Regions from separate parts of the Mus musculus genome. Here region 2 is linked to region 1. Evidence: chromatin contacts called from ENCODE Hi-C data. All regions are on one chromosome and are shown on one strand. The core of a region is the stretch at or near the end of the contact, and the rest is flanking DNA. Distances in the headings are between cores, read along the strand shown.

The links. A loop is a pair of places that touch in the nucleus more often than their neighbours do.
Region 2: a map of regulatory T cell shows a loop between it and region 1 (912-fold over the local background). The contact joins the promoter of Crtc2 here to the enhancer-like site in region 1. A Hi-C loop is called at or near these places in 4 of 37 maps with a recorded cell type or tissue (T-helper 1 cell, T-helper 17 cell and regulatory T cell).

The regions. Positions count from the first base shown.
Region 1 is chr3:30,158,864-30,163,114 of GRCm38, reverse strand. All of the region lies in intron 2 of Mecom (MDS1 and EVI1 complex locus), which reads left to right. Among named protein-coding and RNA genes, the nearest start is that of Mecomos, 140 kb to the right of the region's middle. Within about 2 kb of position 1,699, at least 1 of the 3 ENCODE cell types and tissues checked has a DNase peak (open chromatin) inside an H3K27ac peak, as active enhancers do.
Region 2 is chr3:90,251,346-90,255,586 of GRCm38, reverse strand. It overlaps Crtc2 (CREB regulated transcription coactivator 2), which reads right to left and starts at 1,729. Exons shown (of 14, transcript NM_028881.3): 1 at 1,029-1,729. The coding sequence starts at 1,181. It overlaps Slc39a1 (solute carrier family 39 (zinc transporter), member 1), which reads right to left. Exons shown (of 4, transcript NM_013901.2): 4 at 1,975-3,901. The coding sequence ends at 3,245.

The DNA.
Region 1 (4,251 bases), core at 450-2,949:
ACGAAGAACATCTAAAAATTTTTCAGTTGATTAATCATTTATTTACACTTAAAGATTTGTTTCTTATTGTGTGTGTAAGTGTGTGTGTGTGTGAGAGAGAGAGAGAGAGAGAGAGAGAGATTGAGTGTGTATGTGTGCTGTGTGTGTGTGTATGAGAGAGAGAGATTGAGTGTGTGTGTGTGTGTGTGTATGTGTGTGCAATATTGAAAATGGCCCAGTGAGAGCCATGGATGCTCTGGAGTTGGAGTTAAGGTGATTTTGAGCTTCATGCTATTGGTGTTGAGAACTAAACCTGGGTTTTCTAGAAGAACAACAAGTATTGTTAACTGCTGAACCATATATCCAGCCCTAATATTTTATAATTGTCAATTCTGAGAATGCCACTTCTCAGAAATATATAGCACACAGAGCCAGAAGTATATCTTAAACCATTTCAGCAATTGTAGAATAATCTGTCTTAATCCCAAGTCAAATTTATGTACTGATTTTTTAAAATAAAATGTATCTATAACTTAAATAGCATTAAAAAGAAATCAGACACTTTTAACACAGTAAAAACAAACAGACTATTTTGATAACACTCTGGGGAACATGCTAGAAAACTATTGAAAGTCTTTTATTTTCTGTAATTAAACAATTCAGTTTTCATAAGAGCAGAACACTTTGTATAGACAAGAAAAATACTATAATACTTAATCTATAAATGTATAGAACCTGAGCCCAGGTGTGGAGAGCACCGTTCACTCACGTGTCGAGTCATAGGAGCACCTGCAGTGTTTAGGGCGGATGTGTGCTCAGAGCCACAGCTGCGGAGCCCTCCTGCAATGCCTCATGATAAGGTGTTGCCATGAGCACCTCTGAGACAGTTTGCACGCTTGGTTTCTAAGTTGCTTTTGGTTGCTGTGAATTCCTAACTCTACTAGTGATACCTTTTTCATCACTCCACATCCAGGATGGTAGGGATTAAAGTTTCAGGAGCTGTGAAATTGTGGAGTGGCTGTTACAGCCACTGGAAGGCCATGGCTGACCATACTTGGCTATACAAGTTCATATCAGTAGTCAGTGGCATCCATGCCTCAAGGCTGAAGCTACAAGTGAGTTGTCTGAACTGTAGTTCAAAGTTGTGGAGTACCTAATGTTGGCTGTACAGTGTTGGAAGAATAAACAGTGGCACACTTGGAATGCTCAAAGTGAACTTTACAAGATGCTGGTGTGGGCAAGGAACACCATAGGCATGGCAAAAGCCTTCTACTATGAAGGTCACCAGGTGGGTTCTTGCTGTTTCACTTTTCTGGCTCTCTGGTTATTCCCCTTCCATCCTATCTTTGCGAATCAAGCAAGTTTTGTAATTGCCTTCATCTATAGCTGGCCCAGGAAAGGCTGCTAAAGAATATTAGTGTGAGTGTTTATGGAAACCTGGTTTTGGTTTCAATTGGAAGCTGCACTATAGCTAATCACTTTTGTCCTTAAATGCTGTGCAGTCACTGAGGGTGGAGGGTGAACCCATAAGGATATATCCTACTGATGCACACTAAGTGCAAAGCCATGGTGGCTTCTTCAGACAGTTGCTCAAGGGCCTGCCTTCTGCTCTGCCAAGACCTACTGGAGCTCTGCTTGCTTTTCCTCACAGCTCTCTGCAGACCCGAGAGCTGGCAGGATGCCCCTGCCCTACCCCGAAGCTTTTCCTGTGTCCTGGTAGAAGAGTCAGTCTAAGATATCACTGTGATCAAGAAAGCCATGCCTTCTGAGTCACTGAGCCAGAGGAGAGGCCAAGGACAGCACCCCTTGTTTGGGGGAGGGTCTCTGGGTGTCTGACCATCCCAGAGACTACAAAGAAAGACCTGGCTCTAGTTTCCTTTCTCTTTCAGTAAACATACGCCTCACTTACTGGAACCTGGTTCAGTGAGAACAGTGTTCTGCCTGAACAGAGCATTGCCACGTCAGGCCAGAGTGAGGGTGGTGTGGTTCCAATAGACAAAACCAGTACAACCCATGACTGACATGTGACAGAGTACAAGGGTCTGGAAAGGGAAGATCCCACATCCTTCCTCCACTCCCAGTTCCTTGCTGCGGGAGGAGCACTGGTCTCCTGTTCTCTGTGTACAGTGGTTTAAGAAAGCTGGCTTTGCTCTGCCTTTGGATTCAGAGGAGATGGAGTACAGCTCTGGGAATCCCAGGTCGAATGCACTAAATGAGAATCTAGTACTTATTCTGATGGCAAGAGGAAGAAGCAATGACTAGCGGGTAAAATAACACCACATTGAAGCACAGCGACAATGTGAGAGGCCCTGCTGGCTGTCTTACGTGCAGCCACAATGCTGGTTCTAAGACACCATGGAAATATACCCTGCATGCCAGAAGTTTGTGTAATAAGGTGTGCTAATTTCAGTTATGGAAAACTTAGCTTTCCGTACTTGGATTTCATTTCAAAAGAGATTTTGTATTTTTTAAATGCATTTGTTTTCCTACAGCGACATGTGTCTCTGAGATACACCTGATACTACTGTATAACTTCTGAGTAGCGGGTTCAACTCCACCCTTTTTTACATCTAGGTACATTGACATTTGCATATGCTGCCACCAGGTGGTGGCAAATCCCTTGAGTCACGTGTATTTTAACTTTGAAAAAATCCCATTAAATTAAAAAAACACTAAAATATTTCTTTAAATTATATCTTTAGATGCTCAATATGTAAAGTAAGTCAGCCAAATTACGATAGCAAGAGTGGGAGAGAAGTTTCAAAGCCCAGTACCATTTGAAAATCCCCATAATGCTCGTATTTTATCTGGCATTAAGATATGAACTGTTTCTTCAAATAAAAAAAGAAAACTTAAAGAATAGAAAAAGTAATAGTCCAGAGCAAGAAAAGGGGATGGAGAGCACTTCCTAGAGCCAGGAGGAAGGTGGTGGAGATGCTGTGGAGTGGAATTGATTCTGCATGGGTGGTGGGAGAGGCAGACAGGCTTGGGAAAATGACTGTGGTAAGCCTTTTCCTCTGGGGCTCTGTGTTGGTGGAGTTGTGTCCTGCAGAAGCTTCTGGAAGGAGGGCTAGCGTGGAATGCTATAGCTGAATCTGTGATTGACGTGGTTTCATCAGATGATCAGATTCATCTTTGTCTAAATAGTCAACCCAGAGTTGCAGCTGGGTCCTCAGGTTCAAGGGCCAAGTCTTCCAGCGTGTGGGGTTCCAGGTGGCCGGCTTTCGATTTCTCAGTGCTCTCCTGTGCCGCTAGAAAAGACAGAAGGTAAGAGGCACAGCATGCGCAGACACTTGTTTTACCACCTTGATAGGGTGATTCTCCATGGCACACATGATCAGCATTAGAAACAATGCCTCTCCACTGGCTAACACACACACTTCCCATTGTGGCATGTGTGTGTGTGTTTGTGTGTGTGCGTGTGGGTATGTATGTGTGTGTGCTGTGAGAAGCTGTGTGTATATGGGGCATGACTGTGTATGAGGACAATAGCAGATGCCATGTATCTTGCTCTATCATTCCCCGACTCATGTCTTTTAGCAGGTCTGTTACTGAACCTAAAGATTACTAATTTTTTTGGTCAGACTGACTGCCAGCAGGCCCAGGGATGCTCCTGTCTGCATCCACCAGGGCAGGGTTATAGGTGTGGCCAGTTATGCCTGCTTTTTGTGTAGAAATTGGAGGTTTAGGTTCTGATTCCACATGTTTCCACTTCCCACTGAGCCATTCTCCTATCCATCCATCAATCAAACCATCTTTAAAAAACTAAGCAGCAGCAACAGCAACAACAAACAAATACTGCTCTTGACTAACTGTAGTAGCTGAGTACAGAAATCTAATTATCCTCCAGCAGGAAAACAGAGGAAGGGTTCACTGGCAAAGCAAAACAAAGACCCCACCAATCAACCAAACAAGAAACTCCAAGCGGTGGTTAATGACCAACCAATAAAATAACCAGGCACCTTGGGTCATATAGTTATTGAAAGAAGGGAGGGGGTGAGGAGGAGGGAAAGAGAGAGGGAGATGGAAAGAAAGGGGAATGGAGGGAGGGATGGAGAAGGGAGGGAGGGGGAGAGAGAGAGAGAGAGAGAGAGAGAGAGAGAGAGCTCTTGATTAAGTACTAATTACTAATTAGTTTCTAGTTGACTTGATTGACCAAGAGAAAGAGTTTCATCATGAGAAAAACTGACAGGAACACTAGAATGAATATAAACTCTCCTAAGGGCCTGGGCTGAAAATTCTCTATCAACTCCAGTTCTCACTTGTTATCAG
Region 2 (4,241 bases), core at 480-2,979, about 60 Mb before region 1:
CATCATCTCCCCTTAGTTTCCTTCAAGCTCTTTATTATGAAAGATACTGCAATATCCCTCACCTGCTGTTTTAAAAATAATTGTGTCCCTAAGTTGGGGCTGCTTACCTGCAAACTCTTGAGTGTTTACCCTAATTCCCTCACAACCTGCCCTGGGAAGCAAGAAACCAAGGCAGGGGTCAGGGGTGTGCTTCCAAAAACAACTTGTCTGAGGCCCGATGCTTCTTTGTGTAACTTCCTAGGAAGGAGTATTTCCCACACATACAGGACTCTAGAAAGCATTCCAGACACTGAGCCACAGGTAGCACCACCTGCCTAGAGAGTTCAGCACATCCCCAGTCAAAGGAAAGGGTGATTCTTTAGCCCAATTAGGCGATTCAAAGCTCTACCTTTCCTCACAGTCGCCCAGAGCCATACACCAAGACCCATACTGTGCGCAATGGTCTTCACCTTGACTCAAGTCAGGAAACCACACGAAATATTTGAAAAAGGAAGCAAAGGGAAGGGACACAGGAGGGGACTTCCTGTCCCAATATACCCAGCACAGCCCGATCAAACCACTCGAGGGGCCCTTTCCCCTTGGAACCTAGTTGTCCCATAAGAGCACAGGCACTGTGATCACAGATTCAGAAAGGGTCAGATTAGGGATAAAACAAACTATGCTCCCAACACATAATCCAAGATTGAGGATGCTTCGGTGGAGTACCTGAAAGGACTCGGCTGGGGATAGACAAGGGCCATTCCCCTGCCGATGGACTTTCGGCGGTCCATCTCCTCCTGCGACCCCTGTTTCATATGTAAATAACTCCAACCCAGTCTTTACTACTCCCACGACTTCTCCAGTGTGTTCACCTCTTCCCGGCAAAATTCATCTAACTGACCCTGGGCCCTCACCCCACGCCACCCAGACGGCGGCGCCCGCTGTCCCAGCAGTGTTCCGCCTCCTGCCCTGCGGCTCCCGCCCCCGCCCCGCCTCTCCGCTCCGGGACCCGCTCCTCAGTGATCGGGCTCCCAGGCATGACCCCTTACCCGTGTGGAGCCGATGTCCATCATCACCTCCTCGAAGGCCGCCGTCTCCTCGGCCTGACGCTGCTTCTGCAGCGCAATCTTCTCACTAAACTTGCGTGGATTGGACGCTGAGGCTGTGGCGGAACCCGGCCCGTTCGCCCCTGACGTCGCCATCTTACCCCCGCGTCCGTCCCCGCCACCTTCCCAGTTCCAGCCACGGCCTCTGCCGCGGGCCCGGCCCGGCTCCTTCAGCCTTAGCAGCAGCCGCCGCCGCCTCCGCGAGCCCGGCGGCTCGGCCCCAGCCTACTCCAGACTCCGGACGCACCGCCTTCTGGGACTTGTAGTTTGTTTACGGGCTTCCTCTACGCCCTCAGACACGCAGGGAGGGCAGGAAGCGGACATCACTTCCCAGCAGTCGTGTGACCCCGGGAGGCAGGCACGCACGCCACCCCTCACCTACTCCCGGCGCACAGCAAGCCGGGAAAGGTAGTTCTACAACAGTCCCGAGCCTACGAACGGGAAAGGGAGAGGGATTCCCCAAGGAAGCTGAAGAAAAAACGAGGAAGGGAAGGGGTGGAGACAGAAAGGAAGAGAAAAAAGAGAAATTTGGTCATCCTCAGGAAAGGTGAGAAGTGGGGTGAGTGAAAACAAGGATCTTAAATCAACTGTATGCAACTGAGATTCATATCCTCTACGACTGGCCATCACACACACACACACACACACACACACACACACACACGACTGGCCATCACACATACACACACACGACTGGCCATCTCTCTCTCTCTCTCTCACACACACACACACACACACACACACACACACACACACACAGACCATCTCTCTCTCTCTCTCTCTCTCACACACACACACACACACAGACCATCTCTTCTCTCTCTCTCTCTCTCACACACACACACACACACACACACACACACACACACAGAATCAGATACCATAGAAGTGTATAGAAACATCTTTTATTTGGGTAACATATCCCAAAACAGGTCAGTTAGTAAAATAGATTCTACAGAGTACAGACCTATGCACAGCCCTCCCTCCCCAAAAATAATCCTGGGGGAGGGAGTCTGTCTCCCTCCACCCCGGACTCCTCAGATATAAAGTTTTGGCAGGTTATTGGTTTTTTTCTAGGTATGGACCACCATGTCCACTTTCTGTAGTGTCTGGTGTCAGTACCTACTTTTCTCTCACTCCAGACCAGTTCAGCAAATATTTCTTCCCCACCCCAAACTATGGGGCCTAAATAAAAGAGCAAATAGGTCTCCACTGAGGTGCTAGGCAGGCCCCAGCACCTCAGCACTGTGCTTTCAAAAAGGGGGCAGGTGAGCAATACATGTGCTACACACCTTTAATCCCAGTGCTCAGGAGGCAGAGGCAGACTGAGCTCTGAGTTTGAGGCCAGGACAACCAGGGTTATACAGAGAAACCCTGTCAAAAAAAAAAAAAAAAAAAAAAAAAAAAAAAAGCAAACAAACCTAAAGGGTGGGTGGGTGGGTATTTGGCACTTTAACAACAGACTAGTGAGCTAGGCAGTGGTGGCATGGCACCCCTTTAGTCCCAGCATTAAGGAGGCAGAGGCAGAGACAGGTGGAGCTCTGTAAACTCAAGCCCAGCCTGGTTTACAAGAGTGAGTTCCAGGACAGCCAAGGCTACACAGAGCAACCCAAAAAGGTGAGGACAGGAGAGGCCAGATAAATTACGAAAACTGGCAGAGAGACCATTTGGCACTAGTCCCTTAGTGGAAGACAAGAGAGAAATATAAGAGTAGGAGGGAAGAAAGGAGGAGGAACCATTTCAGCCATCAGAGTGGTGAGATGGGCTAGAACCAACAGGATACTGGCTTTGACTTACAGCCTCTGTATCTTTATCGCAAAGAGGCTGGATGCCTAACTCTCAGTTCTTCTGTCAGCTTGTCTCTGAGATGTACTGCCTGGCCTCTGACTGTAGCAGTCTGCCTCCTTCTAATGTCCCTGACCACGTCTGTAGTAACTTCGCTATCTCTTATTCTTTGGGTCTGGGGCTAGCCTCTTCTCTGCCCACTTCCATCTCATTATTCATAGTCCAAATGTCCCATCCCTATATCTAAGAGAACTCTTTGGTCCTCACTACTTCCCTTCTCCACTTCTTTCTATTTCCCACCAATTGAGAAGGGTAGGGAGGGAGGACAGGGGCACCTGATAGCCAACCTCCCCTGCCCTTTCTCTTGAAGCACCTTAGATTTGGACAAAGAGAAGGCCAGTGAGCAGGGCAAAGCCTGCTAGGAGCAGAATGACCTTGAGGATCCTCTGCTCAGAAGTGGCCAGTTCCTGGGGTAGAATTTCCAGGAAGGTGATATAGAGGAAGGTGCCAGCTGCCATGCCCTCTAGAACAGATTGGGCCAGCTGGTGCAGAGGCCCAGCTGACTCTGCCAGAGCTGCACCCAACCCGATGCCCAGAGGTGTCATACATGAGAAGAGGATCCCGCAGCCAGCCACCACCTGCACACGTAGGTGGCTCTGTAGCAGCCGCAGGGACAGGCTGACTGCCAGAATGCCTTTGTGAAGCAGCAGAGCTAGGCACAGCTCCATTGCCCGAGCCCTGTCTCGCTGCAACCCTACAGCCAGGCCCTCAAATACTGAGTGCAAGGCTAAGGAGAAGACCAGGACACAAGCACGCAGGGCTGAGGGAGCTGCTGGAGTTCCGCCGGCCTGGGGGATCCCTGGTCCATCGTGCCAGTGCTGAGGCCCACCATTCACTGTGCCCAGTAGAGCCCTTGTCTCTTCCGGGTGGGGTGGACTGGTCTGTTCCTTGTAAGCCAGCGTGATCTGCTCCATCACCAGGACCAGGAAGAAACCCATGGCCAAGATGAACTCTTGCAAGGGGAACTGAAGCTGTGAACAGAGGTGGCAACAAGAGTTCAGGAAATCAGAAGAAATCAGATGCAAAGCCTGGTAGAGGCTCTGTTATACACATCTGACGTCCCACACAGACAAGCCCCCTGTGGTCACACCATGATGAAGTCCGTTGGCGGCACAACCACAGAACAACACTTAATGGAACAGCTAATGGTATCCAAAGTATTACATGCAGACCAACTTTGGCACTAATAATATTTTGGGGTAAATATCTCTGCCATCACTGTCATGCATACTGTAAGTAAGCAGCATCTCTGGCTTCTACCCATCAGATGTGAGTCACAAACACAGTATCACCAACACTAAGCTGTGACCA